2 separate regions of the Mus musculus genome follow, and region 1 is linked to region 2. The links are chromatin loops, found by intact Hi-C in ENCODE. Cell type or tissue: heart. All regions are shown on one strand. Links, peaks and the distances in the headings refer to the core of each region. The heading gives the core; the rest is flanking DNA. Region 1 overlaps Jakmip3 (janus kinase and microtubule interacting protein 3). Region 2 holds the start of Jakmip3 (janus kinase and microtubule interacting protein 3).

Region 1 (8,333 bases), core at 208-8,207, 48 kb before region 2:
ATCAATAGCTAAGGTAGAGAGTGACTGAGAAAGATATGTGGTGTCAACCTTGGTCCTACACATACATGTGAACAGGCATACATACATACCCACACCCACATACGTGCACACATGCATGTACAGCACATATACACTCAATCAAAACTGCACTTTTAGGAGAAGGCATGGCAAAGTGTCTCCATGACCTTGGCACAGGCAAGGGTTCTTCTCAACAAACAGGTTCAAGAGGAATCTGTACAGCCATCCTGTCTGTGCTTCCTAGGCAACCATACAGCAAGCCGTTCCTCATCAGCAACCATTCCTTCCCAGTGAGGCCCCGAGCCCTAAAGCAGCGCACTGTGTACGCATACCCTGCTCTTTTTAGCCGTTTCCCAGGCCTGGATAATGAGGTGGCTGTGTACTGCTCCACTCTCATTAGCAGAGCTGAGAATAGAGTCCTACATAGTTATGCTCATCTCTGACTCTTCTCCTATAGACACCCCCAGGAAGCACTGTAATGAAACCACAGCAGCATCTTTCATGTCCTGGTACTGCTGTGGAGTCACTTGCAGAGCAGGGGACCCGCTCCACTGTCTTCAGCAGTTTCAAAGGGTGTCAACCCCAACCAGCCACCTGGGAACTTGAGCATAGTGACATATTAAAACAACGTGTCATATAAACACTTGCTTTCATTTGTGTTCCTTGGAGAAATCTCTCTGGAGCTTCTGGTCATTGTCCACTGTCTTCTGGGCGGGATTAGGAGTCATTGTAAGCTTGGTTTGCTGGAATCAGGTCAAGACCATTAGTGGGCAATGGATTTAGGTAACAAATGCTTTGAGACTAGGTGTGTGCGGCGTTGCGATCACAAGGTAGGCACATTTCTTACATTAAGTCACGCTAATGACAACAAACAAAAGGTGTGAAGGTCACAGCCTCAAAACCTAGCCATGCGGCTGGAGCAATGACTCGGCGGTTAAGAGCACAGGTTGCTCTTCCAGAGGACTGAAGTTCAATTCCCAGCACCCACATGGCAGCTCGTATCCATCTCTTCCTCTAGCCCCAGGACTTCTAAGGGCACTCATTATGCACGTGATGCACAGACATACATGTGTACCAAGCACCCATTTTACATGAGACTTTTTTATTAAAAGAAAAAAAAACTAGCTACAATGTAGTATCTAATATATATATATATGTATATGTATATGTATATGTATATGTATATGTATATATATATATATATAGTCTGTTTCATTATGAGGACTGGGAAAAATGAGAAAAGCAATCAGGGCTGTAGAGAGAGACGGGTGATGGAGAATAGAGAGGATTGCACAGATGGCTAAGGGTATAGGCTTGTCTGATACATGTTCAGCACAAGGCTGGCCTCTGGCAGGGTCAGGAAGCCAGGTTGCTTGCTCCATTCGGAAAGAGCCGTGACTATGAGCAATAAGGAGAATCTTATTCTTTAAGCCCCAGCTACCTTCAAAGCTCCTTATGGGAATATTTTTCCCACTCCATGAGCGCAGAACCATTAATACCCAGAATGGTATGGGCATGGTCCCCCAGGGAAACACTAGTAAGTTCCCTCTATTTAAGTTCAAGACATTGGCATCAAGTGCAGTGAAAATACAGCCACCTGGGACTGTGCAGACAAAAATCACAGATCAGCCATGACTGCACAATCAGTAAAAGAAAGGCTCAAATTATGTGTTTCTCAGTCACATAACTTAATAGCAAAGACCAGAAGAAAGTTCCAGCACTAAGGCAGTGCCACAGGGCTTCCTTCCTGCTTGTCTTCCTTCACTGCCAACTGTCTGAAGGCTCCATACTTGGCACTGGGTCTCCTTATTCCTATATACTCTCAAATTGAAATTCCCCAATACCTGGTGACTCCCACATCCACTCAAGCCCAGTGCTCCCCAAAGAACGCTCAGCTGCCCAGCCAACAGCCTCTACTTGGCTATCTCAGCAAGTCTCCCAGGTACCTGCCAAACCACAGCTCTGGACCCCCTGTACAAACTCCTCACCCAGACTTCTCTCACCAACTAGGCCAAAACCCACAGGCATGCTCACCAGCATACACAAACTCTAAGTTGATCCAAACTGGCTGCTGTCCTTCCAACTTCCCCTCTGCTTCCCCAGCCTCTACAGTATCCTGCTGGTGTTTTGAACTATCTGACAGTGTGCAATCTACCCTCTGTATCTTAGGTTATAGGAAATATTTTAAAAAATGAAAGTTGCATGTGTCCTGAATAGAAGCAGATTTTTTCCTAAGTCCACCAGCCATTCTCAGACAATGATGCCTAAAACACTGGGGCTTAGATGGAAGGCAAACATATTGTGGGTTACAGAGTTTTTATTGTGCATAGTTTCTGCTCGCATAGACACATAATGACTTCATTATGGGGGGAAAGACTTTTACTATGTGTGGTGATTTGAATATGCTTGGCCCAGGGAATGCCACTATTAGGAGGTGTGGCTTTGCTGGAGGAAGTGTCTCACTGTGGGGGTTGGCTTTGAGAGGCCTTTCTTCTAGATGCCTGGAAGCCAATCTTTTTCTGTTTGTCTTTGGAACAAGATGTAGAACTCTCAGCTCCTCCAGCATCATTTCTGCCTGGATGCTGCCATGCCCCCTGCCTTGATGATAATGGACTGAACCTCTCTGTACCTGTAAGCCAGACCCAATTAAATGCTGTCCTTTATAAAAGTTGTCTTGGTCATAGTGTCTGTTCACGGCAATGGAAGCCCTAACTAAGAAAATATGTCCCTACATCATCTCTCAGCATGTAAGTATCAAATGCCTCTATCTTTGGACTGTAGTGCACTAGAATATTTAATTTTAAAAACTACTAATTGAACCAGGCAGAGTTGGTACATGCCTTTAATCCCAACATTTGGGATGCAGGGGCAGGCAGATCTTTGTGAGTTTGAAGCCAGCCTGATCTACAAAGCAAACTTCAGGACAGCCAGGGCTGTTACATAGAGAAACTGTCTCCAAAAAAAACCCAAAAACAAAAATGAGTGGTGGTCTGGTGTGGTGGCTCACCCCTTTAATCCCAGCATTTGGAAAGCAGAGGCAGGTAGATCTTTGTGAATTCCAGGCTACTAGCCTAGTCTATATAATGAGACTATGCCTTTAAAACAAACAAACAAACAAACAATGTGGCACACCCCAATGAGCAATCTGTCTTAGCCAGTGTTCTATTGGTGTGAAGAGACACCATGACCAGGGCAACTCGTATCTAAAAGAAAAGCATTTAATTGGGGCTTGCTTACAGTTTCAGAGTTCATTGTCAACAGGGCAGGGAGCATGGCGGCATGCAGACAGATGTGATGCTGAAGAAGATGATCTACATGATCTGCATCTGCAGGCAGCAGGATGAGCAGAGCCACTGGGCCTATCTTGGGCTCTTGAAACCTCAAAGCTCACCTCTAGTGACACACTACCTCCAACAAGGACCCGCCTCTTAATCCTTTCAAGTCGTGCCACCCCCTGGTGACCAAGCATTTAAATCTATGAGCCTAAGAGGGACACCTTTACTCAAACCACCACATAGTCCAAATACGAAGAGGGCTGGGGCAAAGCGGTACTGCCTGCCTGAGTGAGTCTGAGGATGTGAGTGAGCGTGTCAATCCCTGCATCCTCAGCATCCAGCAACTTGAACCTTCCTACAGAGTCTGAATACCAGTGACATCCCAAGGAACTTTAGGCTTTCAGTGCAGCATTAGAACTGCTGAGGGAGGCACCCGGCTTAATACCCTTACGGGTTCTCGACTTCTCCAGTGTGCAGACAGCAGACAACCATCATTGAACTACCCAGCTTCACTGTGTGAGCTGGAGAAGAACAGTGTTTGATTGGTGCCCTCCACTGACAAGCCTTAATGCACTCAATATTCCTCAAGAATCAGCCGCTCATCAAGTCTGAGGTGCTAAGCTTCTAGCTGCTGCAGTTGCTGGCTTCCTTCCACACTTGGCCCTGGGCATTGCAGAGTAAGAAACTGCTGTTGCAGAGCAGCAGGACCATGCACTAGGCCAGGACCACAACTGAGATACTCAGAGGCTGCAGGTTTGATTGCTAGGTCCAAATTGAGATTGCATTATTCAGGGGAAGTGATTTCACATAACCTATAGCTGTGCCCTTTTGTCAGTGGGCTTGAATCTGGGTCTTCCCTTAGGGTGGTGAAGGCCAGGCTCTGCCAGGAAGTAGTACTTTGTGTCCTGCCTTTGTCCTAACACCTAGCACAGATCTAGCTGCCCTGACCACCAGTGAAGTATGGGGACCATCAGGCCCAGCAGGATTACAGGTGGCTCAAGGGGCTATATCTCAATTCCAGACACACTTGGAGGTCTATGGCAAGTTTATCTGTCTAGGAAGGGTTCCCTGGCTAACTATTAGTAGCTTCAAAAGCATCCAGAATCTCTTGAGAATGAAACATGGATACCAGTTCTATAACTAGTTTTGTCTTGTAGTTGGAATTATGATCTTATTTTGACACCTCCATTAAATGGACTCCAGAAAGACTAAGAATATTGTTAGTGGTTTTAATGCTCAGTTTCATAGCTTTACTTCCTAGTTGGCCATGACTGTGGTGTTAACATTGTTGACATGGCAGGATCTGGACTCACGTAAGAGACAAAACTTCATATGTATCTGTGAAGGAGTTTCTAGAAGGGGTTAGATAAGGCCAGAAGATCCATCCTAAAATTGGGTGGCACCATTTTGTGTTGGAGTCCTGACATGAATAAAAGGAAAAAGTGAGTTGCAAGCCAGCGCTCATCCCTCTGCCCTCTGTCCACGGATGCAGTGGGAGCAGCTGCCTCAAGCTCCTGCCGCCGCGCCTCCCCTCACCGTGAAGGACTGCGCCTTCAAACTGAGAGCCAAAATAAGTGCTTCTTTCCTCAAGTCGTTTTTATCGGGTATTTGTGACAGCAACAAGGAAAATAACGAATATGATGACTTAGGCAAATCGTCCTCAGCTGAGTGGTAAGTAGGAGGGGCTGTGAGAACTACACAGATTCCTGACAGCTTCCTACAGTCTTGTTTCTAGTTGCTGAGAGAAGCTACATTTTGGGGAGACTTGAAGGCTATGTCTGGTGTGTATCTTCATTTAGTGAGTGGGTTGTAAAGGAAAAGAGGCAAAGCCCAAGTGAGACCTGGAAAAGAAACCAGACAAGGTGCCAGGGATGCAAGTCCCTGTGCCACATCTTCCCACTAGTCAGTATTTAAGAACTCAGAGCACATCTCGCTTCTGGGACCTCCTTCTGCAGGTACCTGTTCCCTGCAGTGGGCTCTGTGTCCACACAGCCAGGGGTACCTTCCTATTGCTGTTAATCTTGTAAGTACCCAGAGCTGCTGAGGCTTGGAAACAGCCGAGATGCTTTTTATAAGCAGGCGAAGGTACCCTCAGGGTGTTGTGAGATGGCTGTGCTTTAACAAACTGCACATAAAACACATGTGGTACTGCTGCAATGGGCGTGGTGTGGAGTAACTGAGGATGTGAGAGAGATAGTCTGCTTGGTGATCTCCATGGCATAGTATTGTTTATATGGAAAAGATGCTTGTTGTTAGTGGAGAACAGAAGACACTGCTAATGCTGGGTCCCTAACAAGCCACTCATCCTATCTTCAAAATGCTTTGGAGGACAAGCAAAATTCCCTGGGGCTACAAGTGTGGTCACAGATATAGTCCTGCCACAGTAAGGGGCTCTCAGTACACATACAGAGGTTAGTTTATTTTTCAATGCACAGCCAGTGCTGGCCTCACAAAGCAGTTGCTGAGCCTGCGTTTATATGTGCTCACACTGACTTATTCTGTTCAGTTCAAGTCCACCAGGAAAACCTCAAGGCAAACTCAGTGTTGTCCCCAGGACTGTGCTATTTGACAAGGCCCCCCAAGGACCCATGGCATACACCCTCTGTGGGAGGGATGTCCCATTGGTTGGGAGTCCCTATGTGCACTCCCAATGGATTTTGAACTCCCAAGTCTCTCCACCTGCCATTCTCTTCCCCAGAGATACCCACCAGGGTAAAGAAGCAGGAACCTCTGCAGAGACTTGGTCACATCCTCCTTTATATAGAATCATTTGGCTCCAGGGGCAGGAGCTTTGAGCAAGAGACTTGGAGAAGGAGCTTAGGGCAAGAAACCTGGGATGGGAGTCTATGACGGGGGTGGGAGGGGACTGGGGCAGGGAACCTGGGGCAGGGGTCCTGCATCAGGAGCTCAGGGCAGGGGACCAGGGCTGGGGCAGAAGCTGGGGACCAGGGGTAGAGGCTTCAGTGCCCACCTTGCTCTTCTCCTGCTGCAGCTCGATCTGGATGTCTGTGAGCTTGGCTCGCAGCTCCTCGTTGGCAGCCTGCAATGCAGCGAGTGTCTCTGCTTTGTCCCCCTTGGCCCGGCTGCCTGCACCCTTCTTTGACATGGTGAGGCTGGATGGCCAGAAAGACACCCAGGGGCAGCTGCTCCGTCTGGGCCAGGGTATCCACGCCAAACTCTTGGCAGGTGTCCTCCGTTACATTTTCTCAGTCACCTGAAGGAAAAACACAGCCACGGTGAGCAGATTGTACCTGGCCAGATGCCACAGTGGCCCCTCAGCCATGAGACTTCAGCCTAGAGCTCAGGGTCTTGGTGTTGGGGCAGGGGCATAGCTGACTCCTCGTCTACTCTCATCCAAGATGCTGTCCTGACTGTATTTGCTGAGAACCAAGTCTGATCCCAGAGGCATCTACCGCTGTGCAGTATCCTCGGACAGGGACTCCGTGCATTGGACATGCTAATCCTTTGCTCCTTTACAAAGAATCTGCTCTGCAACTCTAAACCTAGAGTTTCAAATGTAGGTGTGAGACCCATGGCAGCAACAGTAACTGTAAACCATGAGCTAAGAAAAGTTGATGGAATAGAGGCTACAACCCAGGGTCAATCCAGGGATTCACAAACTTCATCCAGGAAACTCAGTGGGTAGAAGTAGGCAAGGAGTAAAGAGATGGGGAGGGGAGGAGGGAGGGAAGGGGGAGGGGGAGGGGAGGGGAGGGAGAGGGGAGGAGAGGGGAGGGAGAGGGGAGGAGAGGGGAGGGGAGGGGAGGGAGGGGAAGAGAAAGGAAGGGGAATAGAGTGAAGTATAAGGGAGGGGAGGGAGCACATGGGTCTCAAGGAGGCTGTTTGTACTTTCACATAGAAGTGGAGTGCCAGCTCACCAAGGAATAACCCACAAACCCTGGCAGGACTCCCTGGAGCACTAGATCCCAGCTTAACCCTGGGCAGCTACCTGCTGCCCTTCCCACCTAGAAATGGAAGTCTTGGGTGTGAGTTCTCCATTGCTATGCAACTAGCTGTGACATCTCCCAGGTGTGTCTGTCCATCACCCATGTCTAGGGCTTGGGAGCCACCTTGGCTGGTCTCCTAAATGGGTTTATTTACTCTGTTTATACTATTGGCTAGAAACACCAGTATCTTCACAAAAATGACTGAGCAAAATGATTGATTGTATTCAAATATCCTGATGGTCTTGGGATAGGGAGCTATCATGGATGCTGAGGAGGAAGCCATAGGCCCTGGTGTAGCTTCACCAACCTCTGTGACCAAGGTGTAGTCTTAGCTTCTGAGTCTCCATACCCTGCCCAGCTAAGCCTGCTGCCTTCCTGACCACATCTTATCAATGGCAATTCTGTACCCGATTCCAGCCAATAGTATCAGACACAGCCCATGAGATTCCTGCTTTAATTTACACACACACACACACACACACACACACACACACACACACACACACCCCTCATTGCCTCATCAGCTGCCAACAAGGTTCAGGGCCCCTGTAGGACCACCATAGCCACTCCAAGACACCAACATTTATCCAGTGTCTCCAATAGGTTTGGTTGGTTTGTTTTTATTCATTTTAAAATAAAACTCCTCTAGGTGCAATATCACACACCTTTAATCCCAGCATTTAGGAGACAGAAGGAGACAGATTTCTATGAGTTTGAGGCCAACTTGATTTACATATCAAGCTGTTGGACAGCCAAGACTATGAAATGTAAACCCCACCCCCCATCTCAAACAAAAACAGAAAAAGGAAAAGAATCTTGCCTTGATAAAACCATGTTACCAGCCCCACCCAGAGGTAACCAACGTCAAGGTGTGTGTGTCAGGGTAGTTCCCAGAAGGTCAGTGCTCACAGCCCAAGTTGCTATGTGAATGAGACAGTGCAGGCCCATGTGGTCTGAGAAGGGCCTTCTGCAGTCACCACTGGGCAGAGTCTGCCTGAAGTAGCACTGGGGGCAGAAGTCAGCAGCAGGCCGCAGCAGGGCCAGGTTAGAGTAGCAGCCTCAGTATGATCAGAGCTCCGATAGGATGGAACCC
Region 2 (8,333 bases), core at 138-8,137:
GCAAAACCATGGAGAGACATACACATGTGCTGAAGGACAAATGCAAACAGATTGTGGTCCTCCTCAGCCTTAAAGGCTGGAGAGATGGCTCATCGGCTAAGAGCCCTTGTTCTTCCAGAGTATATGAGTTCAAATCCTAGCACCCGTGTCAGGCAGCTCATAACTGCCTGCAACCCCAGCTCCAGAGAATCCGATGCCCTCTTCTGGCTCTACTGACACCAGAAACATAAACACATGAATAAAAAAAAATTTTTTTAATTAACAAGAAGACAGAGGGGGATGCCAGCACCTCCCAGTGCAGCATGGATGAGCCTTGAAGAGATGATGTCTGGTGAGACAAGCCAGTCACAAGAAGGTCCACACTACAATTTCACTCCTGATGACCCAGAATGGGCAGATCAGAAATGGTGGGAGCCTGGGAGGTCAACGGGGGGGTGGGGTCTAAAGAGGATAACCTTTCGGAGGTTTTTTTTTGTTGTTTTTTTGTTTTGTTGTTTGTTTGTTTTTTAATTGGATATTTTATTTATTTACATTTCAAATGTTATCCCCTTTCCTGACTCCCCTCTCCAGAAACTCTCTATTCCATCCTCCCTCCTCCTGCTTCTCTGAGGGTATGCCCCCACCTATCCACCCACTCCCGCAAAGAAAGGACTGAAGGAGCTGAAGGGGTTTGCAACACCATAGGAAGAACAACAATATCAACCAACAAGAGCTACCAGGGTCTAAACCACCAACCAAGGAGTACACATGGAGGCACCCATGGCTCCAGCCATATATGTAGCAGAGGATGGCATCAATGGGAGAAGAGGCCTTTGGTCCCATGAAGTTTCAGAGGTTTTTTTTTTTTTTTTAAATTCTACAGCCGGGCGGAGGTGACACACACCTTTAGTCCCAGTACTTGGGAGGCAGAGGCAGGCAGATTTCTGAGTTTGAGGCCAGCCTGGTGTACAAAGTGAATTCCAGGACAGCCAGGGCTATACAGAGAAACCCTGTCTCAAAAAAAACAAAAAAAACAAAAAACAAAAAACAAAAAACAAACAAACAAACAAACAATTTCTACTCCCTCTTAATGTGTGTGTTTGTGTGTCTACACGTGAAGGTTTCTACAGAAGACAGTGTCCTATCTTCTGGAGCTGGAGCTACAGGCACTTACAAGATGCCCCAAATGGGTGCTGGGAACTGTACTCAGGCTCCCTTGTGATCCATGAGGTTTTATTCTATCAGAGGTTGCCAGCCTGTCAAGGGCCAATATTCTACAAGCTTCCCCCACCAGGTAGACCGTTTGTTTATGCAAAGGCGCCTGTTACCTCCTGCCTTGGAACAGAAACCAATTGCTGCTTCTCCCCTGCTGTGCTTGCTGGGCCCCTTTTGAGTGGTGGCACACCTTTTTTTTTTTTTTTTTTTTTTCAAAAAGAAACCACCTTATTCCTTTGTGCGACATCAGAATTATTCTTTGTTTCTAACACTTGGAAGAGCAGAAAGGGCTCTTAACTGCATAGCTGTCTCTTCAGCCCCTGAACCTTAGGTTTGCAAGACAAAAATAGATCTAGAGGTGGGTGACGGGCGTGATGGTTTCATAAAAGTGTAAATGTGCTTAATGCTACAGAACTGTACCCTGCTCAAGAGGCCCAGGTGTCAAATCTTATAATGTGCATATTTTGCCACAGTTAAGACACACACAGCCTACAAAGTCACCTCCACCCCCTCTTTAAGCTTGTGCTGCAATGGAATCCCTGGGGAGAGTGGGAGACAGCAGCTTCCTCTGACTCCTGAAAGGCCTTACTACCCTGGGTAGCCCCTGCCCTGTCCCTGCCCTCGGGGCTCACGCTGGGATAAAAGGAGGCAGGAGTGCAGAGGGGGAATCCTGAATCTCACTTCTTCTTGGGTTTGCTTCCCGGTTTACTTCCAACTCCTCTTGGGGTTTTAATCCAAATGCTACAGAAAACAAATCAAAACAAAACCAAACCAAACCAACAACAACAACAACAACAAAAACCAGAAGATCTTTAGCCTTGGAACACACAGGATCCCCAGCCCTGGAGTTTCAGCTGCTCCTGGTGGTGGTGACAGTGGTGGTGGTGACAGTGGTGGCGGTGGCAATGGCTAGAAGGGCTCCTTTCACTCAGGCTTCCTAGTGATTCTTCAACATTTCACCCTGAACTGCTGAGGGCACAAGTTTTACCAATGCCTGCTGGACATGGCAAAGACCAAGCACCTGCCAACCTCCAATCAAAGGCGAGCACTGGAGCGACACAATCCAGCTGTCATTTCTCCACTATAAGACACCAACCTAGGATAGCCTCGGTGTAGCAAGAACACAAAATTGAGATACCAAGACCATAAAACATCAGCAGAGGGGTTAGAAAGTAAGCTGTCAAAAAGATAGGTGTGATGGCGCACACTAGTAATCCCGACAAACCGAAGGCTGGGACAGGAGATCTGCCATATAAATTCAAGGCCAGACTGGACAACATAGTGAATTCAACCCAAGGCTGCCCAGGTTGCACAGTGAGACTCTATCTCAAAACAACAAAAGAAAAAATGAAATAAAAAAAAGGAAAAGAAATAAAAGGAAAAAAGGAAGGATTGGGGAGATTCAATAGATCTTTACTACTCTATGAAAGTCTAAAAAACCTGAGTTTGAATCCCCAGGAGCCGTGAGAAAAAGCCAGGTATGGGTAATGTGTCTGTGTTCCTAGCACCCTGTTGTGAAATGGGGAGTTGGAGACAGAAGAATCCCAGAAGCTCTGGAGACAGCGAACCTGGAATGTGTAGTAGGAAACAAGAGACCCTGTCTCAAGATAGAAGTTAAGGATTGATATTTTACTCTGACCTCCATATGTGTGTGATATGATGGGGGCACCCTCATGCATGTGCCTGTACACACACACACACACACACACACACACACACACACACACACACACACACCACATACATAGACAAAGGAAAAATAAGGAAGAAAGAAGGCAAGTAAGCCACTAGGAAGGACTTCATGGCACTATTGGGTGCAGATTCCGATGTGGGCTTTCTGAGAGCTCAGTCTACTACTTTTGTCTGATAGCTGAAGGGTGATTGAGATAGCCACCCTTTTGGGTTGTGTTGCCCCAGTTTGAACATCAGGCTGTGTGGAATCAGAGCTGCAGAGAGACCCAGAGTATGCAAGCATGGCTGTAATGTCAGCAAGGCTCCAGTGTTAGTTAAAGGACTGCTGTTGTCAGCTGCTCCAGGCTAGACCTGCCCCACCCCCACCCCACCCTGATCCTTCAGTCCCAGTGGGGACAGGTAATCCAACCTGGCTCACTAAGGAGGGGAATGAAGAAAGAGATACACAGCATGAAAAGGGAGCTGGGGCCTCACAGGGCAGACCAGGTGGAAGGTCCTTACGGACACCACAGTAGACCTTGCCCTTGAGTTCCACTTACTGCCAGGAACAGTTTAAGCCCCTCTGCAGCTCAGTTGAACCCTTTTACTGAGACAGCTACACCAGGCAACAGCCTCTGTTCACTTCTATCTATTCCTGGACACCCGCTAACCACAGTGTATAAGTAAGTACAGGGTATGCAGAGACCCAGTGGATATAGTAGGCTTGCTGGCCAGTGTGGGCTACACCCCAACCAAGCCTCCTATATTCTTAACACTCAAAGGAAGCAGCTAGCCAGTCCATGATTACAGCTAGCTGCATGCCTACCCTAACTCCAGGCTGTCACACCTGGATCCAAGCTCGGCCACCAATTCCAGGAACACAGCCCTTGGTGCTGTCCTCTTCCCCAGCACCTTTCTAGGTTCCCACGGGCAACTGCACTAGGGGGCGAGCTCAGCAGAGCACACATAGCCCCTGAACACACTTCCTTCCCAACCAAATGCTGACTGCCTAGAACACACATATGCTGGTGTAGATGACCCACAGCAAACGCATAAACATAGAATGGGCTTGGAATGTTCATCAAGAAGGGGTTGAAAAGTGTGGGGTGCCCATGGTGAGATAGTACTTGACAAAGAAGGAAACGGCACCATGCTAAGGACATTATGGAAAATCAAACAAGCCAATCCCAGACAGACAAAAGCCAGATGGCGCCACTCATGAGAGATCCAACATGGTCAAGCCAGATTGCAATGGTGGGCTTTAGAAGCAGGCATGTGCTCTAGGTGTCTACTATGGGACACCGTGGCTACAGCTGGTAATCGTCCATGATTGACACTGGAAGTATTGTGAGCTTTGTGTGCGGCTTTTCTCATTGCTGCCACCCAGTACTAAGCCAAGGGGGACTTAAGGGAGGGGTGATTTTATTGTAGTTCAGTTTCACAGCAAAGGGGTGGGGAGGGTTGGGGGAGGCATGGCGGCTGGGGCTCTGAGGACAAGATGTTCACACAGGAGCCCGTGGGAGATGTTTCACACCGAAGCCATTATACTTAGAATCTGTTAAGAGGACAGACATCCTGAAGAGTGCTCTCACCTGCCGTAATAAAGGCAAAAATAGAAGAAGAGCCCATCTGGTTGTTCTGATGGAGAAGGCCATGCTGCTCTCACTAGAGACCTAGGCGAGGTGATGGCGAAAGATTCATGTGAAGCCGCCTCCCGTAAGGGAAACAGGACGGCGCCTACAGTGCTGCTTATGACAGAGTTCCTTTTTATCTTTTCACTTCACGTAATAACAAGTTTTACTGATTTCATTATCAAGACAAGGTCCTAGTCTGTAGCCCAAGACATATTTAGTATTGTGGCACGATCATATTCTGGACACCATGTAGGTCCAGAACATACTATATAGCCCAGCCTGAACTCAAAGCAATCCTCCTGCCTCAAACTCCAGGGGGTGTGAGCCACCACATCCAGCAATACCTTTTGAATTATTATAGCTTTTTTTTTTCATTCTCCTGGATTTTGAAATCACAAAGAATACAAACTTTGGTGCCCAAACCTCAGACCTTGAACTGGCTGGCTGACTGCCATCAGCTGCCACTAGGGTCAGGTTGTGGGTGGGAGATTCTTATGAGAAACAGGAGAGGCAGGGCAGCAAAGGCCATTAGTGACAGGTTCTCTGTTCCATCAGGACTCAGCCAACATCCACTTTCTCCTTTCCAAATCACACCGTTTACTTACCAATTTTTTTGAACAAGCTATGGTGGCTTATGTATGGCTGACGATTCTCTTTTAAGCTAAGGTTAGACCAGTGGTTATGGTATTTCCTTACAGCCACACAACTTGGTTCTGCCAGGGCAACCCCCGGGAAGGGGACACAGGTCCTCAGGCACAGAAACCACTTGGAACCGTGTGGGCTTGGCCAATGCTCTTCCTGCAGAAAACACTCTAATGTCTTCCGTGTTGGTGTGCCTCAAAGCTTGGTGAACCAGACTCCTAGCCCCACCAGTGTAGAGTGAAATACTGCAGGCTATTGCTCTAAGGGTTTAAATTCACAACCACACGTTGGCTTCCTGAGAAAAGAGGGCCAAGAGGGCCTTGTTCTCGGTGTATTAATTGGGTACCTTGGTGGAAAGAGGACCCTGGCCTTCTTCACTCCACCTACAGAGCAAGCTGGAAGTACCCACTCCCGCAACTCTGTTCTCTAGTTTGGGCCCCACAACCAAGGCCAGAGCCTTTTCTGGTGTCCTGCTGTTCTGCAGAGAGCGCCCAGATCTGAGTCACCACTGGCTTCACTGCCGGCTTAGCTGTATTTGCAGGCAGTCGGCAAAGAGGGCTCTGCACATTTCACCATCTTGTGGAGGAAGCCTGAATCTAGCTGGGAAGCAGAAGGTTTGGTTTTTTTGTTTTTTTGATTTTTGCCTTTTTAAAAACCCTAACATTTTCTTTTTTAAGTAGGCAAGGTCAAATGGATAGGCAGGTCCTTTTCCTAAGAAAAGTGCCCAGGCCAGCGTCCTCTCACCAACTCCCAAACGCAAGTAAATGGTAATTCGGTGGCCTTGCATATCCTCAGCATAGATCCCACTGCTGTGCGTTCATCCCGGAAACGGGAACACGGGAAAAATTTAAACCATCTGCCCCAAAATTAAAAATCTAAAAGGCCTGGCAGCACCATCCTGGAGGAGGTACTGTGAAGACGACGAGTCCCCAGCGGCAGCGGCAGCGGCGGCGGCGGCGCACCTGCGCGTCCACACCCAGCGCAGCGTCACCGGCAGCTCCCTAGGCCTGCGCTGGGCTGGCCCTGCTCCCGCACACCGCGGGAAACCGGTGCAGTGAAATAAATTGCCAGTGGAACGCGAGAAATCTCCCAGAGAGGCAAACACCCCAACTCGGGCAAGGCCTCCGGACCCCGGATCACCAGGGAGAGTCGAGCAAGCCCCGCCACCCTGCTCCATCCCCGTGCCATCCCGCTCCATCCCGGCGCCACCCCAAGAGTCGCTACCCTGCGCCATCCCCATACACCCTGGGCATCGCCACCCTTTTCTATTCCCGTGCTATCTCCGCCACCCTGGGCGTCACCACCTTGCTCCATTCCGGTGTCATCCCCGGCACCCCAAGCCACCTACAGCCCGCAGCGCAGGGCATCCGCCAGCCCTGAATATTCAGTGCCAGGAGCGGGTGGAGCGTAAGGAGCCCTGCAAAGCGCGTCCCTCATCCCCTCCCAGGTCAACTGTGGGATGCGTGGGATCCTGAGGATCGCACCGCTGCTCACCAAGGTTCCCCTCGATCAGGCTTCGGGCGGCGGCGTCCGACGGTCGGGCTCAGCCATCGCAGTGGCGCTGCGGCGGGCGGGGGCCGCGCGTCACCACGGGCAGCGCCCCGAACCCCGGCCCGCCCCTGCAGGCGCTCCAGCCGGCGCCGGCCCAGCGTCGCCCGCCCCTTGGCTTCCCCAGATCGTTGCGCTTATTCCTTTAAGAAATAAGTCCTGGGTCCGTTAAAGTAAGAAATGACATTGCCGAAGATGACCCTGGTGGTTTAGAGGGTCCCGCTGTGCTGTGTGGGGATCTAAAAGCCATCCAGGTTAAATGTGCCTGCGGGTCGCCCAGGGCCACGCGCCTACGAGGGACTATCCGTGGTAGGAATCACTCACCCTCATTGCGTGCTGGATGTGAGCAGCCATGAGCAGCGCCCGCGAGTTGCACGTGGGTGTCCCAACCCTTAACCCTTTGCTTCCCGGCTCCAAAAGCTGCTTTCCAGGGCTCTGTAGGGAGAGAAACGTTTTTTTCAGGCTTCAGCAAACAAATGTTATCCCGGACCCCAACATTCAGAGTTCTGTCCTCCCTGCTTCTCTTTGCCCCCTCCCCTTCTGATACTGGACATAGAACCTAGGGTCAAGAGCTCTGCCTAAAACCTGTATCTCAGCACTCTGTTCCCTCACTTTGTTTGTTTGTTTGTTTGTTTTGTCCTGTGATCGTGTGTTCTAGTTTCATTTCTACTGCTGTATTAAAGTCCAAGACGAAAAGCAACTCAGGGAACAAATAAGTATATTCCAGCATGCAATTCCAGGTTATAGTCTATCATTGTGGGAAAGTCAAGGCAGGAACTTCAAACAACTAGTTACATATATCTGCAGTCAAGAGCCGAGAGAAGCGCATGCTCTCACTTGCTTATTCGCTTGTGTTCAACTCCCATTTCTTCACTTTGGGGTTGGGGGTGTCCCTCTGCCTAGAGAATGGTACCACCCACATGGGGCTGGGTTTTCTCACATTAATTTATTACATCCTCACAGAAATGCTCACAAGACTGCCCCATGTAGACAATCTCTCAGTGAGACTCTTTTCCGAGGTGACTCTGTCTAGGTTGTGCCAAAAGACAATTAAAGGTAACTGTCACATCCAGACATTGTGGTGCGTGCCTCTAATCCAAGAACATGGGAGACTGAGCACAGAATAACAAGAAACTTCACAAAACATATAGGTATTCTGTCTGGGTGGGCCTTCACCTGACAGAGTGAGTTCTGAGGGTTGGATGACAGGATAGATAGATGCAGAGAGAGGGTGAGTACTGGAGCGAAGAGCTCCTCAGGTAGACCACCATCCGGCAGACTACATCACACAGCCAGCACGCACGCACGCACGCGCATGCGCATGTACACACACAGAGCTGCAAGTGGGTCGGGGGTGGGAGGCACGTGTCGGGTGATGGGATCTCCAAGTAACAGGTCTCTAACTGATAATACCAATGTGAGATCAGTGGACTGAAAATGAAAATCATATCCAAAATAAGGGTCTGTCCCAGTGAAGACAACTCATGGCTGGCTCCCGGAGGTACGGGTTGGGGCCACGGTACAGACCAGGTGCAGAGCTCGGGTGCTGCCATGTGTCTTTGAGCCTGTGCCAACCTCCCAGGCAGAATTGTCTGTACCCTGGCCCTACTTTGTGTGCCTCAGCCAACTTGTTTTTAGCGACCT

The links. Peaks named below come from ENCODE experiments on the same cell type or tissue, not always from the same donor. Only the 100,000 strongest peaks of a DNase experiment are listed, where the experiment ranks them.
Region 1: it touches region 2 in a loop (5-fold over the local background); 3 of 42 quality-filtered maps call a loop at or near these places.

What each region holds. Positions count from the first base shown.
Region 1 is chr7:138,987,455-138,995,787 of GRCm38, reverse strand. Jakmip3 (janus kinase and microtubule interacting protein 3) reads right to left here. Exons shown (of 20, transcript NM_028708.2): 2 at 6,265-6,507. The coding sequence starts at 6,399. Among named protein-coding and RNA genes, the nearest start is that of Jakmip3, 51 kb to the right of the region's middle. In heart, for the core only: no CTCF peak of the experiment used is centred there; no DNase peak of the experiment used is centred there; H3K27me3 peaks cover 426 bases.
Region 2 is chr7:138,939,103-138,947,435 of GRCm38, reverse strand. It overlaps Jakmip3 (janus kinase and microtubule interacting protein 3), which reads right to left and starts at 6,706. Exons shown (of 20, transcript NM_028708.2): 1 at 6,636-6,706. In heart, for the core only: no CTCF peak of the experiment used is centred there; no DNase peak of the experiment used is centred there; H3K4me3 peaks cover 1,456 bases; H3K27me3 peaks cover 5,710 bases.